Regions from separate parts of the Mus musculus genome. Here region 2 is linked to region 1. Evidence: chromatin loops called from intact Hi-C (ENCODE). Cell type or tissue: left cerebral cortex. All regions are shown on one strand. Links, peaks and the distances in the headings refer to the core of each region. The heading gives the core; the rest is flanking DNA.

Region 1 (11,367 bases), core at 2,997-7,996:
TCTTTTATTGTGAACTTATTCCCAAATAAATTGAAACCTACAATTCTAAATATTTCCTGCTTTAGTGTGTATAGTGTTAGTTTAATTCATGGACTCTTATTGTACTTATTTGCTTAGGGGAAGGTGATATCACCCTCTTTGAGAGAAGTGAAGACTATTTTTGTTTGAAATAACATACAGAGCAACAGTCTGTTAGTTGTAATGGCAACTACCAATCCACAAAAAAAAAAAAAGCAGTTTATGTGAAAGAAAAAGAGGCACAGAAGACACAAAAGAACTAAACTTCTTTACTTAATAAACTATAGGAATTACAAACTTGAATCTTAACAGTTTGAGATGTAAAATGTATGAGTAGACCCTGGAGACTCATGAAAACATGGAAGCAGGAAGAGGTTCTTAAGGAATCTTTAAGAGTGTGGATACTAACAGGACCTAGGAAAAAATGCCCAACAAGAAATCCCTTAGAGAAGAAAATCATACTGTAATTATGCCTAAAATAGCAGATTGTAAGTTACTGGTATAATGCAAATTCTGTGTAGAAAAGTAAAAGGGGGTCAAGAGAATGGCTAAAAGCATCATAGCAGAAGTTGGTCACTATGGCAACCAAAGGAGACACAGTGCTAGTGGGAAAGAATATTTCACATTAGGCCAAAGAAAAAGAACATCAAGTTGCTTCTACTGTATAATCTCTTCCAATTTGGAAAATGAAAGGTGAAGGGTAGCCAGTTGGGTTAGAAACTATCCTAACAGCAACCATACAGTTTTCAACATATGGAACTAGCAGAAGACAAGGTAAAATAACAGGAAGCATAAAAGCTAGATATCATGGAAGGGTATAACTAAGGCATAACACTTGCAGGAATATTTCTAAAGCCTAGTGTCTGAATGGCTGAAGGCCACTTCTTCCATTCAGCTGACTTAGCAGCTATACAATGACTGAAGCTGTATACACTCACTGAAAATATCCTAAAACAGCACATGATTGCATTGAGCCTTGCAGAGAGTCAATTAACTTGCTTATAGGCCTTTGTGCTTACTTTTTCAGTAATACTGAATAGTGTTTATATTTACTCCCCCACACACACCTTGGGTAAGAGTTTTATTAGGTAAGTTTTTTTGGGGGGGGTTGTTTGTTTGTTTGTTCATTTACTTATTCACTTTACGTTCTGATCACTGCTTCCCTCCCGGTTACCCTCTTCCACAATCCTTCCCTCTATACCCCCTCCCCTTCTCCTCTGAGTACATGCCCCCCCCCCTGCTATCCCCCTACCCTGGCACATCTAGTCTCCGTGAAACTAGGTACATCCTCTCCCACTTAGGACAGACAAGGCAGCCCAGCTAGAAGAATATATCCGATGTACAGGCAATAGCTTTGGAGATAACCCCCTCTCCAGTTGTTCAAAAGTCACACCAAGCTGCATATCTCCTACATATGTATGGAGAGGCCTAGGTCCAGCCTATATATGTTCTATGGTTTGTGGTTCAGTCTCTGAGATCCCCCAAGAATCTAGGTTAATTGACCCTGTTGGCCTTCTGATAGAGTTCCTATCCCTTTAGAGACCTTAATTCTTCCTCCTGTTCTTCCATAAGAGTTCCATCCCTGTTTTACTGAGGGTTTCTGCATCTCTGAGTTGGCTGCTGGGTGGAGCCTCTCTAAGGACAGCCATGCTAGACTCTTGTCTGTAAACATAATAGAGTATCATTAGTAGTGTCAGGAATTGGTGCTTGTACATGGGATGGGTCTCAAGCTGGGCTGGTTATTAATTTGCTGTTTCCTCAGTCTATGCTCCATCCATCCTCAGTCTCCATCTACATTTCATGTGGACAGGATAATATGCCTTAGCCGTTAAAGGCTATACTCACTACCAAAAATGTATTAATTTTAAAGAAAGAAGTGAATTGTTTACTGGCTAACTTGGCAGCTGATGACTAATAATGCTAGATAATTTATAGCTCATTTAATATGATGAAAACCAAGGTACCAAGACATTAAGTCATATTTGTGTGTATACATGCATGTATATATTCAGTGTGTGTGTGTGTGTGTGTGTGTGTGTGTGTGTGTGTGTGTAAGCCAGAGGGCAATATCAGATCTGCCTCTGCCACATGGTCTTAATTTTGCCACAGGGTCTCTAACTAAACTGGAAGCTCTCCAGTTTCGGTAACCTGACTAGCCAGGGATGCACTAGGACCCATCTGTCTGTTCCATCTCTTGCTCCAGGGTTAAGGGTGTCTACCACATGCCTTGCTTTTTACATGAGTGCTGGGGAGATCACCGACGGACCTAACGCTTTCATAGTAAGTGCTTTATACCCACTGAGCCATTTCAGTCAATCCCTCAAACTATAATTTGTCACAAACAAGCTTAAATTGTACACATTTGTGGCCATGAATTGGATCATTCACAATGTTAATCACCAGAGAACACACTGTGTTCTGGTTTCTGGAAATAATAGGGAACTATCATCAAGAGAATTTAATTCAATGGATAGCTCTAGTATAAAAATAATACCCTCAACCTGCTAGCTAGATTGTATCTAGCCAATGTTCATGTATATGAGCAGCATCAGAAAAAAATAAATAAGACTTCTCCCTCAAGATCCACCAAGTGGAGAAAATAAACAAAAGGAAAATCTAAGAACCGAATACATATTAGTCACTTAGGGTAGTCATACAGACACAGTTGTATAATCAGCTGGGGCTTACATTAGTCCCTCTGAGACACATGTTGAGATTGGCCTCTGTTCATCAGTATTGGGCAGTAGTAAGGCAGTGAAGTAGTGAGTTAAGTCTTAGGACAGGGTCTGCTTTCCTGGGAGTGGATTAGTTACAGGGGTCAAGGCATCCTGCACTCACACTCTCACTTTGCTCCTAAACAATATGGCCTCCTTCTGCACACCCAACCTGATTTCCCTCATTCACATAGTGCAGCCAGCAGCAAGAGGCTTTCTCCAGGAGCAGGATGCCTGATGGGACCTTGTGCTTAAAGTTGACTACCAACAAAAATCAATTTCCTGTTAAATTGTCAACCTATAGGAACAAATAATAGCCTAGAACATCTGCCATCATAAAAGAAAATGGCCTTATAAGGGTCAGGTATATTTGAGAGTTCATGTGCACATGGAGGCAAAACTTAAGCTTACTTGTAATTCTTCAGGTGTTGTCCGCCCTGGTTTTGTGAAACAAGGTCTCTCGTTAACCTGGAATTCATCAATAAGGGTAGGCTGGCTGTCAGACAGTCCCAAGGATTAACCTGACCCTGCCTCCCCATTGGTAGAATACCACTACTCTGATAATCAAATTTGGGTTCTTGGACAGCAATGGCTTGTGCTGTAAGATCGAGAATTGACAAATGGGACCTTATAAAATTGCAAAGCTTCTTTAAGGCAAAAGACACTGTCAATAACACAAAAAGGCCACCAACAGATTAGGAAAGGATCTTTACCTATCCTAAATCAGATAGGGGACTAATATCCAATATATATAAAGAACTCAAGAAGGTGGACTCCAGAAAATCAAATAACCCCATTAAAAAATGGGGCTCAGAGCTAAACAAAGAATTTTCACCTGAGAAATGCCAAATGGCTGAAAAGCACCTGAAAAAATGTTCAGCATCCTTAATCATCAGGGAAATGCAAATCAAAGCAACGCTAGATTCTACCTCACACCAGTCAGATCAAAAATTCAGGTGAAGCAGATGCTAGCAAGGATGTGGAGGAAGAGGAACACTCCTCCATTGTTAGTCGGATTGCAAGCTTGTACGACCACTCTGGAAATCAGTCAGGTGGTTCCTCAGAAAAAATGGACATAGTACTACCAGAGGATCCCACAATACCTCTCCTGGGCATATATCCAGAAGATGTTCCACCTGGTAAGAAAGACATATGCTCCACTATGTTCATAGCAGCCTTATTTATAATAGCCAGAAGCTGGAAAGAACCCAGATGCCCCTCAACAGAGGAATGGATACAGAATATGTGGGAAATTTACACAGTGGAGTACTACTCAGCTATTAAAAAGAATGATGGACCTGGAGGGCATCATCCTGAGTGAGGTAACCCAATCACAAAAGAACTCACACAATATGTACCCACTGATAAGTGCATATTAGCCCAGAAACTTAGAATACCCAAGATACAAGATACAATTTGCTAAACACATGAAACTCAAGAAGAACAAATACCAAAGTGTAGACACTTTGCCCCTTCTTAGAATTGGGAACAAAACACTCATGGAAGGAGTTACAGAGACAAAGTTTGGAGCTGAGACGAAAGGATGGACCATCTAGAGACTGCCATATCCAGGGATCCATCCCATAATCAGCTTCCAAACGCTGACACCATTGCATACACTAGCAAGATTTTGCTGAAAGGACCCAGATATGGCTGTCTCTTGTGAGACTATGTCGGGGCCTGGCAAACACAGAAGTGGATGCTCACAGTCAGCTATTGGATGGATCACAGGGCCCCCAATGGAGGAGCTAGAGAAAGTACCTAAGGAGCTGAAGGGATCTGCAATCCTATAGGTAGAACAACAATATGAACTAACCAATAACCCCCCGGAGCTCGTGTCTCTAGCTGCATATGAATCAGAAGATGGCCTAGTTGGCCATAAGTGGAAAGAGAGGCCCATTGGTCGTGCAAACTTTATATGCCTCAGTACAGGGGAACGCCAGGGCCAAGAAGTGGGAGTTGGTGCATAGGGGAGTCGGGGCGAGGGTATGGGGGACTTTTGGGATAGCATTAGAAATGTAAATGAAGAAAATACCTAATTAAAAAAAAGAAAAAAAGAAGAGAAATAGTAGAAGAAAAAGAATAGAACAAGATAAGAGTTGAGAAAAGGTGGAAAAAGAAGAGGAAAAAAGAATTTGGGTTCTTGGACTTGCAAAGCAAGTACTTTATTAACAAGGAAATAACAGTATTTAATCTTATTTTTTTATTTTGACTGAGTTCAGTGTCTTTTTATATGTTTGTCTTTGGAAGATACTTGTACATGTTAAATGTGTGTGTTTGTGTATTTGTGTATGTGTGTATTTATTAGACAATATCGCAACAACTTTCTTTAATAATGTGGGGTATGATACTCACTTATTTAATGGTGTTTTACAAGTTTTTCTCTCAAGTTAACCATTCACAGATTAAAGCATAATTTGAAAAATTATACCATCAACCTTCATTGATTATATCTTACCGTGTAAAAATATTATTAGCCTAGTGTCTTCAACTTTGCTAATCATGTCCCTACTTTTCTCTATAATTGTAATATATCACAAAGAAGTTTTTACATATCATGTGTTCTTGTTTCTGAAGCAGAAAAACACTCCTGGGTCATAGATTTGCTAAGACACGAGATTCTACTGAACAGGATGTCAATCTTGGATGTGGTGGTATTTAATGCATCCTTGGAGTGTGTTATTTACAACATAAATATAACTATGGAAGACATTCCAAGGAAGGATTATTCTTCATTTAGATGTCACTATATGTGATGTCTAGCAATATACACAAAAGCTCTGAACATTTCTATCTTGATTAGAGACGAGCTGCTGAGATCACAAAAAGTTCTCAGAATGAGCTCTGCCATTCAGCACAAGTCTAGCCCCTGCTCTGAGAGCAAAGGAGAGAAGCTTACAGCCTTGGGAAAGTGGTGAGGTTTGCTAGGGGACCGACATGTGAACTGTATTGAAGTTGGATGATAAGATTTCTACAAGTTAAGGAGACAATGATGATCCTTCTTGGCAGAGAAAAATGTTTGCAAAAGTATAGAAGATGAGGAGGTTTCGCACTTACGTGCCAGCCAGGAAGAGGCTGACAGCTTTTCCAAGCAGGATCCAAGGAACCTAGCTGAAAATCTGCTTAAATGGGGGGCATAGGGAAAAGCAGCACCTCAGCTATGCTACAAAGAGAAGAGTCACATTTGCAAGTCTGACTCATTCTTGACATGAAGTGGGGAAGAGAGAAAATAGGGAGTGAAGGATGCTTCCCACAGCTGAGAGGAGGAGATGACAACTGACGGTTGAACAAAGATGACAGTATCTTAGAAGGGTCAGATTTGTGGAGGAGAAAAATGAGGGCATGTGTAAACCCTGTTCCTTGTCAAAGGGCAGTGAGAGCCCTGTGGGTGGCAGTTTGTACAGAGGGAAAATTTTATGGGGGAAAGTATTATGAGAACTGAAGTAAAACTTTAACACTAAAGAAGACGATATGTTCATTTATCATTTAATGTAAAGGTTATATAACTGCATCCATGTACTGTATTAAAAATGAAAAATATCTCTAAAATGATGAAATAGAATGTTTCTTATGTCCTACTCATATCTATTATAAGCTTTACAGAAGAATTTAACAAAATTTATAATAACTCTGACATAAGCAGAAATATATAATGGTTATATTCCTGCACTATGCTAGGAGAATTACCTCCATTAGGTGTGGCAGTGGAAAAGGAAAACTTGGGGATATTTCTCTCTCCGTCTATGCATGCCAAGCAAATAATCCTCCCATCTAACAAACCAAATAGGAAATTATATAGAAAAATGCCATATCAGTCCTCCAAAGGCTACTATTTAGCAGTTATATGACCATTATAAGGCTCCTTTGTGATAAATGCTATCACTCCAAAGCCATGGAAAATAGCAAATTTCAAAAAATGCCATCTGGATTATTCACATTCCAGAGAGTGAGACTAGTTATCAACATAAGGTAGTAGTATAAGACTATTTCCTGAGGGGGAATGGAGAAGCCCTATATTTTCCATAGATGGGACAGAAATAACACAAATAAAGAACCAATTTCTCCTGTCTAGACTACTGAGCCAATAAGTTTTAATAATGTTACTCACAAGATCAACTTACAGGCAGCTAGCTACACTACCTGCCACCAAAAGTCTTTTCCAGAAACTGTTATATGCCTACTTATCCTCTGAGAAAGTCATACTAGTCCTTTTCCTTAGCAGCTTTCAACTGCTTAAAAGCCCTCAATGAGAGATTAGACCACATAAGTCCTCCATGGGACAATCTTATGCACATAGCCTGCTGGCAATTTTGCTGAGATTCAAGAGAATGGCAGAGATGTCATTGCCAGAGAAAAGTGTTGCAAATCAAATGGAACAACCAAAACACTTGTAACCTGTGAGATTAACAGATCTCCTTTGGGAATTCACCGATTTGAGTTTGAAGGGCAGTGATTGATGGAATACCAGTTTCTTATTTGTACTCCTTTGAATTAAATCCATTGAGTAAACTAATCTTTTTTTTTAATCCTGCATTTTAGAAGATATCATTCTTGTTTTTCCCCCAATGGCATTTTTCCTTTTTATTCTTTTATTGAAAATAGATTCTTTTCTCATAAAACTTATCATGATTATAATTTTTTAATCTCTTTCTATTTCTCCCAATTCCTCCAAATTCCCTCCCCTTTGGAACCACTTCCCTTCTGTCACTCATCAGATAAGTCTTCTAAGAGATAACAACCAAACAAGACAAAATTAAATAAAATACAATGAAACATAAACTACCATATCAAATTGGGACATGACAACCCAATAGGAGGAAAAGATCCTCAAAAGCATACAAGACTCAGAGTCTCATTCATTCTCATAGTCAGAACTCCCATAAAAATACTAAGCTAGTAGCTATAATATATATGCACAGGAACTGGTGAAGACTCATATAGGCCTGTGCTCACTGCTTCAGTCTCTTTGGGCTCATATGCACCTTTCTTAGTTAACTTAGAAGGCCTTGTTCTCTTAGTATTTTCTATCCCCTCTAACTCTTATCACATCCTCCTCCACAGGATTCTCTGAGCTCTGAGTAGCAAGATTTGATGGAGAATTTAGATTCCATTAAAATGAAATTTTATACTCCATCTAAAATGTACTCTCCACATAAGGCAATAGACTGACCTTATAGCCATAGCTTAAAGAAAACATTACTGAAAACATAGATTTAAAATACCTTTAATTACGGTCTGCATCATCAAACTGACAGAAGTTAAAAATGCATTGATAGCAGCTGCTAACAGTGGGTCAGAGATGGGTATATGTGGGTAATACCCAAAGTAGGATCAATTGGGAGAAAGAATTAACTCTACAATGTTTGTCAGTAGGAAAATTTTAAATCCTTTTCATACAGTAGATGTGCAAGGAGGTGTTTGTGTGTAACTGTTTAACCAGACATGGATTCAAATATGAAGAAATTATGACATGCATATGCTCCCAAATCATGAAGAACACTCCTCAAAAAATTAGTAGATATATTTATAGTATACGCAACTATATTTCAATAAATGTATGTGAGAATGAGATGTGAGGATGTGTATACGATAATGCTAAATGAAAGAGCATGACACAAAATACGTCTGATTTTTCTCCTTTTTAATATGTTTTAATCGAAGTAGAAATACTTCATTTTCATCTCTCCTATTCCAATCCTTCCTCTAGTTCCTCCAAGTTTCCCTCCCTGGAACCCCTTCCATGACCCCCTCCACTCTTGTTGATTGCTTCGTTTTCTTTGATTATTATTGTTTCATACATACAGGTTTATATGCATATATAATAGATAAAATAGAGCTTGATGAGTCTGTTTTTGTGTATATGGTCTCAAGACTTCCCATTCTATGTAATCTTAACAATATGTATACCTGGCCTGTTGTTGTATGTATTTAGAATATTACTTTAAGTAAATAGAAGGATGTAGTGCACCATATCAGTGCCCTCTTTATGGATGTCATATATATGGGGTATGATATATTCTTATATATTCTATATTTTCTAAACTTTTATTTGTAAGCATGCACTGCTTTTATAGCCTAACTAAAATATGAAATGGGATTTTAAATAGAAAACATTTATGATCAAGCAAAGTGGTGTATCCAACATACCTAAATAGCTCTGTATTTGTTGTAATTTCTACTCTCTGAGAGATTATATTCACTCACACTGCTGCCTGCTAATGCAACTCATGGTCTGGTGGTTGGCAATGTGCTTTCTAAGGGTATATGATTTCTAATTTCTCTCTATTCTCCACCATGTTCCACTGTCATGCAAAGCTCTTACTTCCAATGGGAGCTAGTGCTTCTAGCTGAGACACACTCCTTTCTGTATGATATCTGTCGAGGCATTTTCTAAACACATTTAAGATCCATTAATTCTTTAGATTAGATTGCTTAAGTACAGTGGTTTATGACAGCCACTCTGAGGTTGCCTAAGGACACTTCGAGTCAGCTCTTTTCCTGGATGTGCATTTCTGACAATGAGTGGGCACAGTTAGTGTTGTCTTTCTGTGATCTCATACATGCTCTTCCCAGTGTCTTATTTTATGCTTTCACTGGACATTTTTATCTACATCTAAGATCACATTTATAAACCATCTTCAACAGGCTTGTAAGCCTACGACAAAATGAAACTAATTCTCAAATGTCTCATCTTTCTTGGGGCTGATAGCTAATGTTCAGGAGATAAGACTGCTGCTTCCTTCCATTGAGGCTACGAGAGGATCTATTCCTTGTTTTGTCAATGACTCTCCTCCTTGTGCATCTTCCATCCTGTTCCTCCACAGGCTTACATGTAGACTTATGTCAATAAAGACACTGGTACTATTGGAGGAGGGTCTATGCTACTTCAATTAACCAATCACAAAATTACATCTACAAAATTCTGTCTTCCAAATAAGGTAAGAGTTTGATGTCCCAAGATTGGGAGGTAAACATATTTTCAGGAGACAGTTCTATAACTCTCAACAAAATGTACTTGGGAGGAAATTTATATATTAGTTTAACCCTTAGCCTTAGTTGAACAAGATTATTCTTCCTTAGAATCATTACCCAGGAGGTGGTGAGTAGGCAGAAGGCCTCAGAACAAGATAGAGGTAGCAAAGCATGAACACAGAGCATCAGGGAGTGTAGAGTTTGTGTGGGTGTTGTTCAAAAGGAGATTGACAACTATGTTCAGGTATGGAATCAGTGGCAAAAACTGTGTGGTTTACCGTGAAAGCAATAGGGAGCTGGTGAATAGTTTATGTACATCTCATATGAATTTTAAGACTGATTAGCCCTGTAGTGCTACAGTTACATGGAACACATTTGTCCACTGGCAGGATCTTCTGTTTGCGCTTACCCCTTTTAGTCTAGAGGCTATCTCCATTCTTTAATACCTTTTCCATTGTTTCCAAGGCATTTTTCTCCTTGTCATATTCTCTTAATTTTCTCAAAATATATTGGATTTTAATCAGCTTCTAAATAATTTAATTCAGTAACAATTTTCTTTCACTAAGAATGAACCAAATATTTCTGGCATTTATTACTTACAAAATGAATCAAGATCGTTACTTAAATATTCAGAATATTGTAAATTGCTTCTTGAAATTGCACTTTTATCCCATATCAAAAAGTTACAGTGAATTCTGTATCCTAGCAATTGTTCGTCTTTAAATTGAGCTCTGATTCAGCCATTTTCGGATTTCATGAGCTTTTCTATCGGTTGCTTAGACTGAGGCTGAATTTTTTATGCCTATGTTTCTCTGTAGATGTCTTCTTGAATTAATTTTTGTTTTAACTCCCCTTTTAGCCTTAGGGTGACACCAGACAAGCGTGTACATTTCGTGACTGCTAAAATCTTCCCAATTATAAAGTAACTGCCTAGATTTATACCCATAGCATTTTAATTGATTAAAAAAATTATCACTACAAGCCCTGTTTATTTAGGTGAGTCTCAGAATTGTAATGTGTGATCAAACTGTCTTGAAGGCACAAATACAACTGTCACAAGCATTAATTAAAATACTAATAAATATATGCAGTATCAAAAAATTCTAGTTAGGCTGAAGAATGAAACACCAAGAAATATCATTGAAACTTCTTACTTTCAGTAATTTATACAAGATTTTTAAAAAGCCAACATTTTACCCTGCTCTGTGAAGGAGATCATGAAAGAAGGGTCCTATTCTCACAAAGGTGCAAACAATGGGATAAAATAACCCACATTGAAAGGCTTCCCAGCTCTGAAGCTTTTACTCCAATAGAGGAAGATATGGAACATTCCACAGAAAGAATATATATATATGTACATATATATATATATTTAAAGTATTATCATCTATATACTCAAAATTTTATTTAGAAAAGTATTTGTCACACAAAGTTCAGATGTCTCTGACTTCATAAAGATCATAGTGCAATGGACTTTCTCTTGATAACTTCTTAATAATCATCATCTTGACTTGGTACTACAGCATAAGACTTCTCAAGAGTTATTCAAATAAGAACATCACCTGAGTAATTTATTCAAAGATTGGAAAAGTCATTAAACTGAAGTTCTTTTCAGACACAAGATTTTACCAAAAACCAGCTATTTTCTGACAGAGCTGTCTTT
Region 2 (11,367 bases), core at 2,514-7,513, 660 kb before region 1:
GCCACTAACCATACCCAAACAGTATAGGGATAAGGACAGCAACCCACCCATAAAGCCTTTGACCCAAAATGTGTTCTGCTTACAAAATAAATAGTGACAAAGATAGAGCAGAGACTGTCTGAATGGCCAATCAATGACTGGCCTAAATTGAGACCCATCCAATGGGCAAGAATCAATCCTTGACACTATTAATGACACTTTGTTATGGTCCCAGACAGGAACATCAGTGTCCTCTGAGAGGCTCCACCTAGCAGCCAATGAAAAGAGGTGCAGAAGCTCTCACTGAAACATTAGATGGAGATCTGGGAGTCTGATGGACGGGTTGAGAGAAATATTGAGGGACCCAAAGAGTACAGGAACTCCACAGGAAAACCAACAGAGTCATCTAACCTGGACTCTTGGGGGTTCACAGAGACTAAGTCACCAACCACAGAGTGAGCACAGGCTGAACCTAAGACCCTTGCACATATGTAGCAGGTGAACAGTTTGGTTTTAATGAAGGGCCCCCAACAACTGTGGCAAGCTGTCCCTGAACCTGTTGCCTGTCTACCTGCCTGCTTGCCTGTGGATCTCCTGCCCCTAAATGGACTGGCCTCAGCAGGAGAGAATACACCTGCTTCCAAGTCTGGAAGCAACTTGATGTGCATTGTGTGTGCATTGTGTGTGTGTGTGGTGGTGTGTGTGGTGTGTGGGAGAGTGTTAGTGGAGGAGAAGGAATAATACCCAGAGGGGGGTCCCCTCAAAAGAGAAGGGGAAGGTGGAATAGGGAAGGAACTTTCAGGGAGGGGTACTGGGAGGAGAGGACGCACTGATCTTGGGTTATAGATGAATAAATAAATTTTAAAAATTATTTATTCACTATACATCCTTATCTCAGACAACCTTTCTCCACCCAGTCCCCCTCACAGTCTCTCACCCCATTCCCTCTTCTCTTCTCCTCTGAGAATGGGGAGGCCCTCCTGGGTACCAACTTACCACATCAAATCACTGCAGAACTAGGCAACCCCCTCCCACTGAGGCCAGACAAAGCAGCTCAGTTGGGGAATTGGATCCATAGGCAGGCAAGAATTCTGCTAGTTCTTAAAACATCAACTGTAACACTAGAGGGCCACTTAACCCAGAAGCCCAGTCCTTGGCAGAGAGGTGAGGAGGATGGTATGGAGGGAAGACGAGGTAGGGGAGAAAAAGGAAAATCTCTGAAAGTGTAGCAATGCCTCTGGAAGGCAAAGCCTAGACATGTGGTGGGAGTGGAAGAAATGTGGAATTACAAAAAGAATCCCTCCCACGGATATCTAAAAATGATGCTCCTAGCAGCTTTGGGTATCACAGTTGTGCAGGCAGAAAAGCATTTGATTAGCTCCCTGGCGTTATCTCTGGGGTGTGGGTGTCTTGGAAATCTACATGCACAGTATTCCTTTCAGATAATTGAGCGGTCATTGTTCTCTACATGCTCTCTACATAAAACCAAAATCAGAAGCTTGAAATGAATGTCCCTCTCAAGGGTAAGAACACAGTGAGTGCTATGGCAATTTTATGCTTGGTATTTAAGAACAAGATTATGAGATTTAAGGTTGAAATAAAATTTCTGAATGTTCCAGAATGAAGAGCACACCCCCACCCCCAATTTTTCATTTGCTGTACAGTGCTTCTTGGAGACTTGCAGTTAGCTCTTTTCATACTGCACCTTCCAATATGAAGGTAGATAGTTCATTAGACTTAGTTCATTTGGATTTTTCATAAGCTATAATGTTCTGCAAGGCCTGCAAGATTGAATGGTAGGGTCCTCAGAAAGAAGAAACATTTTCTAAGTGATTTCTATTGTAAAATAAAGGAGCTTTCACTTCAAATTTGAGGAGAAATTCAGGCCACAGAAAACTGTCCTTCTATGTTAGCTGGTGCTCCATCAGCTCTGATTAATGACTTATCATTGCTTCCATTTCTCTGTCTAAATCACCACCAGTGACAACAAGCACCTTTCAATCACAAGTATAGTCCACATATTTGTTTATTGATTGCATTTCAATTGACTATCAGTGACAGCAAGGGTTAGTTTAGAAACAGGAAATATGAGGTTGTGTATCAGTTATTAGTAATTTAAGAATTGCCAAATTTTCTTGTAAAATACCAGATAATAAATATCTCAGATTTTACAAGTTATATGAGTCTCTGTTGCAGCTGCTTGATTCTTCCAGATTTAGCCAAGATAATATATAACAAATGTCTATGGCTGCGTCCATCCTGCCAAACTTTCTCTACAAAATTACAGGATTTGACAATGTTTTGTTGACCCTTGAAATGAGCAATGCCTTCATAGGAAAGAGTGGATTCGATCCAACATATAAATAACAACATACTACTTCTAACTCATTTCATGTCCACAGTTCCATTCTGACAAACATATGAAAAAGCACAGCAAAAGATATTTGTAGGACAGCAGGGCATTTTGGTTAAGAGCTTGTACCTTTGCAACAAGATTTGGAATCAGAATCTAATTTTGCATTTTCTGAGCTGTATAAAACCAAGCAGACTGTTGCCTTCAGAGTGCCTCATTCACCCGATCTGCAAAACAAAGTCAGTATCATTTGCCTCAAGAGTGAAGAACCTGTCAATAGATACAGGAACATGTGTTATCATCATCATCATCAACAACAACAACAACATCAATCATCATCATTATTTCTATCATCTCCCCCCCCCCCCCCGCAAGCTCAGTCAGGCCTCATATAATAATGAATATGAATAAGACTACATACATAAAGCACTATGTGATTCTTAGTATATAACAGTGTTTAATGAGAAGTTGTAATTCACATTGAGTTTTAAAAATAAAGGAGTACAAAATAATCACATGATTATCTTTATATTTACTATGATAATTACCAAAAGCTTTATTTGAATAACAACAGAAATGGGCTGAAACATCATGCTTTAGGGTCTGGAACTTATTCTATTTTCTCTCTAAAGAGCAGACAGTATGTGGAAACTCCTCAAAAAGGACTTAAAGGGAATCTCAAGTAGAATATATTTCATTAGAAGTAGTAATACATCCTTTAAATTGTCATTTATTAATTTACTTTTTGCTTATTTTTAGATGTACTTCAGAAGATACCTTTAAGAGATATGCTTTTTGTTTTGTTTTGATGTTTTATTTTGTTTTAAAATGAGTCACCAAATGGCTGGGCCCTGAGAATAAACTCTCAGGAGAGCCACTATAGTGGCACGTTGCTGTGATCATAGCATTTTTGAGTTGAGAAAGAAAGAGGAGTTCAAAGTCATTCTCACTTTAAGGAGATTGAAGCTATGACTACATGAGACCTTGATGCGATGCCTCTTCCCACAGTAAAAGCACTGTTCTGTGTCCTGAACTCTTCCTGTCAGAACTAGATCCCATTACCCCTGAGTAATTTGTTCCATATGGATCTCATTATCTTGGCACCTGCTGAGTAGAGAAATGATGGGCACATAAACCCAAGCAGAACACAAACTAGAGAATGATTGGGGTGCTTCTGTCTCCAAAAGATGTTACTCACTAGCTTTAGTCTTTGAACACACCTACAGTTTTTCTAAGATTATAGCACTTTAGAAAAAAAAAATCATACATAGCAAAACAAATATTTTTAAAAATTTTTACTTCTTCCCATTATAGGCTAATTCACTATTTAGTGACATGAAGGCCAATTTGTGATTTGAGAAATAGCTACACAATTATTTTTTGTGTTGATTTGCTCAAAGAAGTAATAGATTATAAGAAAGGCTAGAAAGAAAATGCAGGGTTTTTTGTTTGTTTGTTTGTTTATGTGTTTGATTGGTTGATTGGTTTGGTTGGTTGGTTGATTGATTTTGTTCATTTGTTTGTTTTTGGTTTCTTGAGGTAAGGATTTTTCTGTTTTCCAGGGTTTTCTCAAACTTGAGGACTCAAGTGATCCTTCCATCCCAGGTGATAAGTGTGTAAACTAAAGAGACTCCCATCACCAATTTCATGATTTAATGGTGGTAGGGTAGGAGAGGTAGGTGATGAATAGCAAGAATTTTCTATTGCAGATTATTTTGTTTTAACACCATATAGCCATATCTAAAGTAATATAACAAAACTTACATAAGATGGTTCAAGTTCAACTATGAGTCATGATTTATTGTTATACTAAATAACTAAAAAATAAGTGTGATAAAAATACACTCTAGATTCTAGAGAGAATCTAAAATATAAAATTACTTCAAGTGATCAAGAGATTTTAGCATAGGTTAGGTACAGTTTATGATGAAACAATGTAGATGAAATTTTGGAACTTAGAGGAGGCTAACATCATCGTGTGCAGAATGTATCAGGGCAAGGCAGTCTTAGAGCGTCATAGGCAGAGGATACAGGTTGAGTAAACAAAAGGAAAAATACATTGCAGTCAAAAACTACAGCTTGAGCAAAGAAGGGTTCTCTAGAAAGGGGGCAGCATCCTCTAGGGAAGCATCCTCTAGGGAACTGCCAGGAAGCCTTTGAGACAGTTGCTTGGTAACCATTCCTCACAGTTGGCTGCTGTGTCTGAGTCACTCAATCTTTTGGCTGCCCAATCCATTTTCCACCTACACAAGGTTCAGTATTTTGAATGGAATTTAATTCTAAAACAGCAGATACCAGTGGTGGTCGTAAGATTACCTTCCTGATCATCTCTCCTTAAGTTCTGGGGTAAACTCTTGGTTTCTATGCACACACCTATACTCACTCAGATGGAATGCTTAAGGATGAAAAGTATTTTAAAAATAGTGCTTTATGGTTAACAATCCAATCCTAGAAAAATTAAAGTCTAAAATTACAGAGAAAAAGACCCTAGGGAGGTGGGGAAATGCCTTTCCAATGGAGTAGTGAAGTAGGGAGGAAGAGATAAAGGAATAAAGAGTGGGAAGGAGAGAGTTGGGAGGGAAGGTTGGGAGAAGAAAGGAAAGAAAGAAAATAAAGAGAGATCTGGAGAAATGAAGGGGAGAGAAAGAAAAGAAAGGAAGAAAAAGGGTGGGGAGGGAGGGAGACACTTTCAGAGACGCTGCTTTTAGCATTGACAGCAATGAACAGTGTTCATTACATCCCATGTATTTTCTTGATGATGAATCTGATTTCTATGTGAACAAGTTGCTGACTTATCAAGAGCTTTTCTGGAGATCACCAGCATATGAGAAATTACAGTAGGTATTGTGCTTTACAGCACTCACCATGTCTATGAGAGTTCCTCCAAAACAGTTTCCTACTTGCTTTCAAAAAAGGGTAGAGATTGTGGCAGTGAATTACAAGATGATGAGCAGAATTGGGGAGACTGAAATGGTCAGCACAAGATCTACAGTGCCTGGTACAACCTTCTAAGCCCAAGGAATTGTGGGGGCGATTTGCTCCCATCTGCCTCCATTGCTTTTTATTCCACATCACTTCTTTCTCTCTCCACCCCCACAAGCACATGCACAGCTGAGGCTATTTCTAGCTTGCTTGCAAAGACAGAAATCACACCCAGGCACAAAAGAGGTAGGAGAAGAAACTATTGAGAGTGGACCACATTTTTTGAGTATCCAAGCTGCAGAAAAGAGACCCGTAAGCCGCACTTTATTCTTCCCATTGTTCAGTTTTTTTGCTTCAATGATGAATTCTAAAATAGGAGAAAAGAGAAAGGAAAAGAAGGGCATAAATAGTAGAGGGGAAATATTGGGAAAAGAAGAGGAATAGGTAGGAAGGAGACAGAATTAGAGGGCAGTGGAGGATGAATGTGGCATGTTATCACAGAACTTTGTAGACAAGTATGATATTATACACTTTTAAATTAAATATGTATATACAAAAGTATAATTCCTAAGATTTCTTACCATTAAGACGTGAAATTGTAACCATGTGAAGGAAATTTGTCAACTTGGAACACATTATTTCACTAAAACAATTTCTGAGAAAACAAATAGTTTCAGAATTTTGGCCATTAACTGAACTGTAACAGTTTTTAGGAGAGGCAGAGTACTTCCATCAGGAAAAAAAAAATTCCTCCTCTGAAATGAAGTAGAATGTTTGCTTTGTGCTTCCTGGAGACCAGCATCAGTCAACTGAGACCTGGGGGTGTGTTCATGTGCTATTCTTTTTTGATTCATATGTTGGGGAGGAAATGAGTCATGTTGATTAAGTGGCTTAAGCCACCTACTCATGCAAATTATGTGTGTAGCCTGGGAAGAGATAGACCTGACTGCTATGGGATGGCCAATGTTCTTTTTCCAAGATAGTGTGGGCCTTGCAGGCTGCCCCGGTCAACTTCTTGTTCCAACTGGACGCATAGTAAACTCTGCAGGGAAATAAATATGTGTATATTTGCCTGAGTTGGAATTTAATTGGTCATTATTACTCATTGCAAATATCAGACACTTATATTTAACATATATTTATATTATCTTTATTGACTTCGTTTAAGAAACTGAATATCAGATACTCATTATAGAAATAAAAACAATGCACTCAAAAGCATATCGTTTTAATATATCATCAATAGATAATTAAATCTCTATATAATAATATCAAGGAGGTTAATGAGTAAACTTTAGATATAAGTCTACTTATATCTAAAATATGTAGCCTTCTTAATCTGATTTTGATATTACAATGTGAAACCCACCACTGATTAAAAATATTCCTGTGGAATTCAGGCAAGGGAGTGGACTAATTTATTTGCTTCACAAAGCTATACTGTAAAATGTTTCAATATTTACACTACTCAATTTAGTACATGGTTTTATGTTTTTACAAATTTTTCTGCTTTTATGAAGGCCAATTATTGAGGGAAAAATGTTTTGTTTTAAAATGAACTTCTCCTGTATCTTTCTCTGTCCAAACATTAAAAAGGTAAGAAATCTAGCCAAAGCAAAAGTCAGGATGACAGGGGCTTTTACCATGTGTCCCACAGAATAACCTTTTTAATGAGTATTAGTTTTGTGGAGTTTGTTTGTTTGTTTTGCTGTTGTTGTTATACACATAGTGATCACTTCCCAGTCTTTCTATCAAGCTGGCTCTCTAACATAACCCAACATTTTCTTGCCATATGGAATTTGGAGGGGTTAATCACATCAAGTCTCTAGTTGTATTCTTACTCCTTTTTGTCCTTTTTGGTTTCTTGGCTATAACTGCTTTGAGAATATCACATGATCAAAAGCAAAAAAGAAATAATTCCTTAGCTTTAAGAGACTTTAAATGTCTAAAAAGGAAGGTTCTGCATACAAACTCCCACAACATAGAAATGCACAGCCATAAAATGTGATCAAGGCCCGGGTGTAAGGAACATTGGTTCCATCCCATCTCATCCTCAACTGAGTCATGGGTGGTTGTTGTTGTTTGTTCTCATTCTCCTCTTCGCCCTCCTCCTTCTTGTTCATCTATATATTGAGACTTATTAGCTTTTGCCCTAATGATGTGTATAAATATGCAATTCAGAATTTAGGAGGTGAAGACAGGAAGATTGTGAGCTTGAGTCCAGTCTGAATTACACGGTGAGAACTTGTGTCAAATGAACATTGAGTTTTTATAATAATGCTTTAGTTTTAGAATCTAGGATATTTCAGAATTACAGTGTTCTTGTAAAAAAAAAAAAGTAAAAGAATATTCTTTAAATAGTTCTCTGTAGTCAAAATGGATTATTTCCCAGGAAGCAAGGCAAGGAAGGTACACAGAAGAAGAAATTATTAATGTCTTGATCAAGTGAATACTATAGTTCACAAAATAATTAATGGCCTGTTGAGAGATGTTACATGAATTTATGAAAGAAAAATTTAGAAACAAAAGTTACTTTCTCATCAACACAAAAGATGGGCAGAGGAGATACTTCAGTGAGTATAACCTTTGTCATGCTATTGTGGGGACCTGTGTTCTAATCTTCAAAACCCATGTAAAGCCTGGCATGATAGTGCACATCAGAAATTCCATAACTTCTACAGTGGGATAGAAGCCAGAGACAGAAGAATCCTTAGGTGCTCACAGGCAAACTAGCATGCTCTATGCAGACACAAACAACAAACTTTCTGATTCAAGGTAAAAGGCAAGGAAAAGGTAAAATTCAGGTGGTCCTCTGACCTCCACATACATGCTATAGCATACATGCAAACACATTATATACTCATAGATATGCATGCATTTTACACACACAGAGAGAGAGAGAGAGAGAGAGAGAGGGGGGGGGAGGGAGGGAGAGAGAGAGAGAGAGAGAGAGAGAGAGAGAATAGAGAAAGAATATTTTCTTCATCCTGGAAAGTTGCTAATGACATGAGATGAATGCCCCTAGGGTACTGAGACTAAATATTCTCACCTCCTAGAGTATGTATGCTGAATATAGCAAATCAATAGTGAGAAAAGAGCCGGACTTGGCTCCTATTTCAGAATCGCTTTTTCACATTTTTCTGTGGAAACCTCACACTTATTAAGGGCCTGTATGCTCATGTACTCATCTCCTTTGGATGCTGACATTACTTATATCAACATCATTTGATAGATTTCTTTTTTGTGAAGCTTTATAAGCATTTGGAAATTTTAAGTTTACCAAAATAAATTTGTATTAGGAAATCTTAGTCTCTTGCTTCTTAATCTAGAGCAGAGTCCTAGTAATAACACACATATGTCAGTCTCTTAGATATCAGAAGTAATCCCCAAAGTGACAGTCTCCTAAAGTTTTCAGATCTAAGATGTTTATGACTGAGAAAGGTTTCAAATTTGACTATTTTAAAATAACTGTCTTAGAATGTATGCATTAGTAAAATCATCCTTTCTTTTCCATGGTTTTGAGTTCTTCATGATCTGCACATTGAGTGTTAATGTGTTAATTGTTGGGTTGCAGAGTGGACAGAGAGAAATGTGAGCATTTGGGTGGCAGTAGACAGACATGGGGGCCTCAGCCGTGCTCATTCATTGCATTAACTTATTATTATGAGCCTCCAATTTTTTGCTACCTATGATGTGGGGATATTGACCTCCTTAAGATTGCTATGAATAATAATAATAACAAATAATAATAGATAAGTTAATATTTAAAGTATCTAGAACGAATTTCTGGGTGTGTATATTGTTTATATGTGGCCATGGGCTCTGCTAGCTAGTGTATTTGCATTCACAGGAAGGGCAAAGGTTGTCTTTCCCCAGCTTCTTTATTTTTTGAGTCAAGGTCTCCCAATGAACCTGAAACTCATTGATTCAGTTACAGTGGCAGGGCAATGATATGCAGGTATCTTCCTGTCTCTGCCTTCCTCTTCTCTAGCAGTAGGGTACAAAAGCATGACATCTGTTGAGTTTTTGAATGTGGAAAATATGAAATCATACATGATATGCACTTTACTGATTAAGCAATCTTCTAAGTGCTTACCATATCAATTCTCCTTCTATGGATAAGTTTGGTAAGAATTTAGACACCAGGTACTCATTGAACAAGCACTCTAATCATCTGATGTGATTCAGCCAAAAATCTTTCACCATATTCATGTTTTACCCATATTCATCATCTTAAAGAAAGACATTTTACTTCTCTTTAATACTTTCAAAAGCTGGTTATCTTTTTTTCCTTCTATAATTATTCATCTTGATTGTGCAGCAAAGCAATCAATTCAGACACTTTAATCCTTATGTCTAAACTTGAGTTCTGATCCTGACTTAGGTTTGTCCTGATTAGATGGTTGAACCTGGGGTGGGGGAGTCATCCCATCACTCAGACTCTGAAATATCTTTAGGGAATCCTGTTTCACTTTATGTAATGAGAATGACCAGAGCTTGGACCATGTACTCTGGAATGGAGATCATAGACTATTGTGAGAGGGAGAAGAAGGCTACACAGTTACCAGGTCAACAGTGCTGAGACATTTCTTAAAATTTCATAAGAATTTTTTCAGTGTTGTCTCTAAACTACCTACATCAATAATAGCTGGAAGTCTTATTATAGGCTTAGCATTTGAAGCCTAGTATTATATCAAATCTTAATATCAGTAATCTCAGAAAGTCATATCAAATTGTATATCCACATGGAATTCACATATAGTAGTTACAAAATTGAAGAAAGACTGGAGATTTAGGAACAGGTAAGCATTATTTGAGAGTTAGTTGTGCTGAATTACCCCTAAACAAAATGGCTTTCGATGCATGGAGATGTGAATGTATATCAGTTATATACCTGAAGTATAATAAGCCATGAAAAGAACTAAACTCACTGTATTACCATCCACAATAAAAATATGTGATGATTCTTCAGTTAGAATAAAAATTTGTTTTAATTTGTATAAGCCTTGTAATAGAGGTGAAATAGACATTCATAGAGTTTCTGAATTTGGAATCATGTTGATGAAAACCTATAAATTTGAGATATATCTAGTGAAGAAGGGTGCAAAACACCTTGTTTATTATGAGTTAGAGGGAAATTGCTTGGGAAAGCATGCAATTCAATGCCCTAGTTTTTTTTACAGCAAACCTAGGAAAATGTCATACGGTGATGTCAGGAAAATTGCCAATTGCCAGTCTCCTACAAAAGAAAACTATGGAGGTTTGGAGTGCACTGGGATGTGAAGACTTGAAAGCACTTGGATCTTCTGTAGAAATGCCAGGCTCTGCTGACCTCCCTCCTTGTCCACGTCAATCAGACACAGTTTTGTCAAAGCTGCTCTAATTTAGTCTCTAACTAATCATGACTTTTGCTAAGATATTGTCATAGTGATAGTGCTGGAAAATAAAATAACAACTACAGTTTTAGAGATTTTTTCTTTCAATCTTTTTGTTTTTAAATGCATAAGATCAAAACAAATTACTTCAGTACATTTATCCATTTTCATAGTGCCTTATTTACAGCTTTTGCTTTGATGAAACGACATAATAAAATCAAAGTTGAAAGGTGAAGTGTGTATTTGGCTTATGCTGCACACTTCCTGTTCATCACTCAAGGAAGTCAGGACAAGAGTTCAAGCAAGGCAGGAACCTGGAAGACAGATCTGATGCAGAGGTCATGGAGAAATGTTCCTTAATTGCTTGCTTGTCATAACTTGATCAACCTGCTTTCTTAGAGAATTTATGTTCACCAGCACTACAGTGGGCTGGGCCCTTCCCTGTCAATCATAAATTAAGAAAAAGCCCAACATCAGATTTTATGCAGGCATTGTCTCATTTGAGGTTTCCTTCTTCCAGATGACTCTAGCCTGTGTCAAGTTGATGTAAAACTAGCCAGCATGTACATTAAATTCATTTACCTCCAAAACCACAGGAAAATGTTCAACTACAGGCTTTTAACTTTCTGCTTATTAGTTCAGTAATTAGCAACAATTTAGCATATCAGTCACTCCCAGTTGGTGGGACTGAAAGCTGATAAAAACCATTTTGGTATCAGCCTGGCATTTTCTGAGAAA

The links. A loop is a pair of places that touch in the nucleus more often than their neighbours do. Peaks named below come from ENCODE experiments on the same cell type or tissue, not always from the same donor. Only the 100,000 strongest peaks of a DNase experiment are listed, where the experiment ranks them.
Region 2: a loop joins it to region 1, with 11 times the contacts of the local background. A loop is called at or near these places in 2 of 42 quality-filtered maps.

What each region holds. Positions count from the first base shown.
Region 1 is chr3:158,363,882-158,375,248 of GRCm38, reverse strand. The region is part of intron 3 of Lrrc7 (leucine rich repeat containing 7); the gene reads left to right. Among named protein-coding and RNA genes, the nearest start is that of Lrrc7, 190 kb to the left of the region's middle. In left cerebral cortex, for the core only: no CTCF peak of the experiment used is centred there; a DNase peak (open chromatin) is centred at 5,865; H3K27ac peaks cover 1,303 bases.
Region 2 is chr3:159,024,901-159,036,267 of GRCm38, reverse strand. No RefSeq gene overlaps it. Among named protein-coding and RNA genes, the nearest start is that of Gm20752, 46 kb to the left of the region's middle. In left cerebral cortex, for the core only: a CTCF peak has its summit at 4,446; DNase peaks (open chromatin) are centred at 4,519, 5,408 and 6,101; H3K27ac peaks cover 3,228 bases.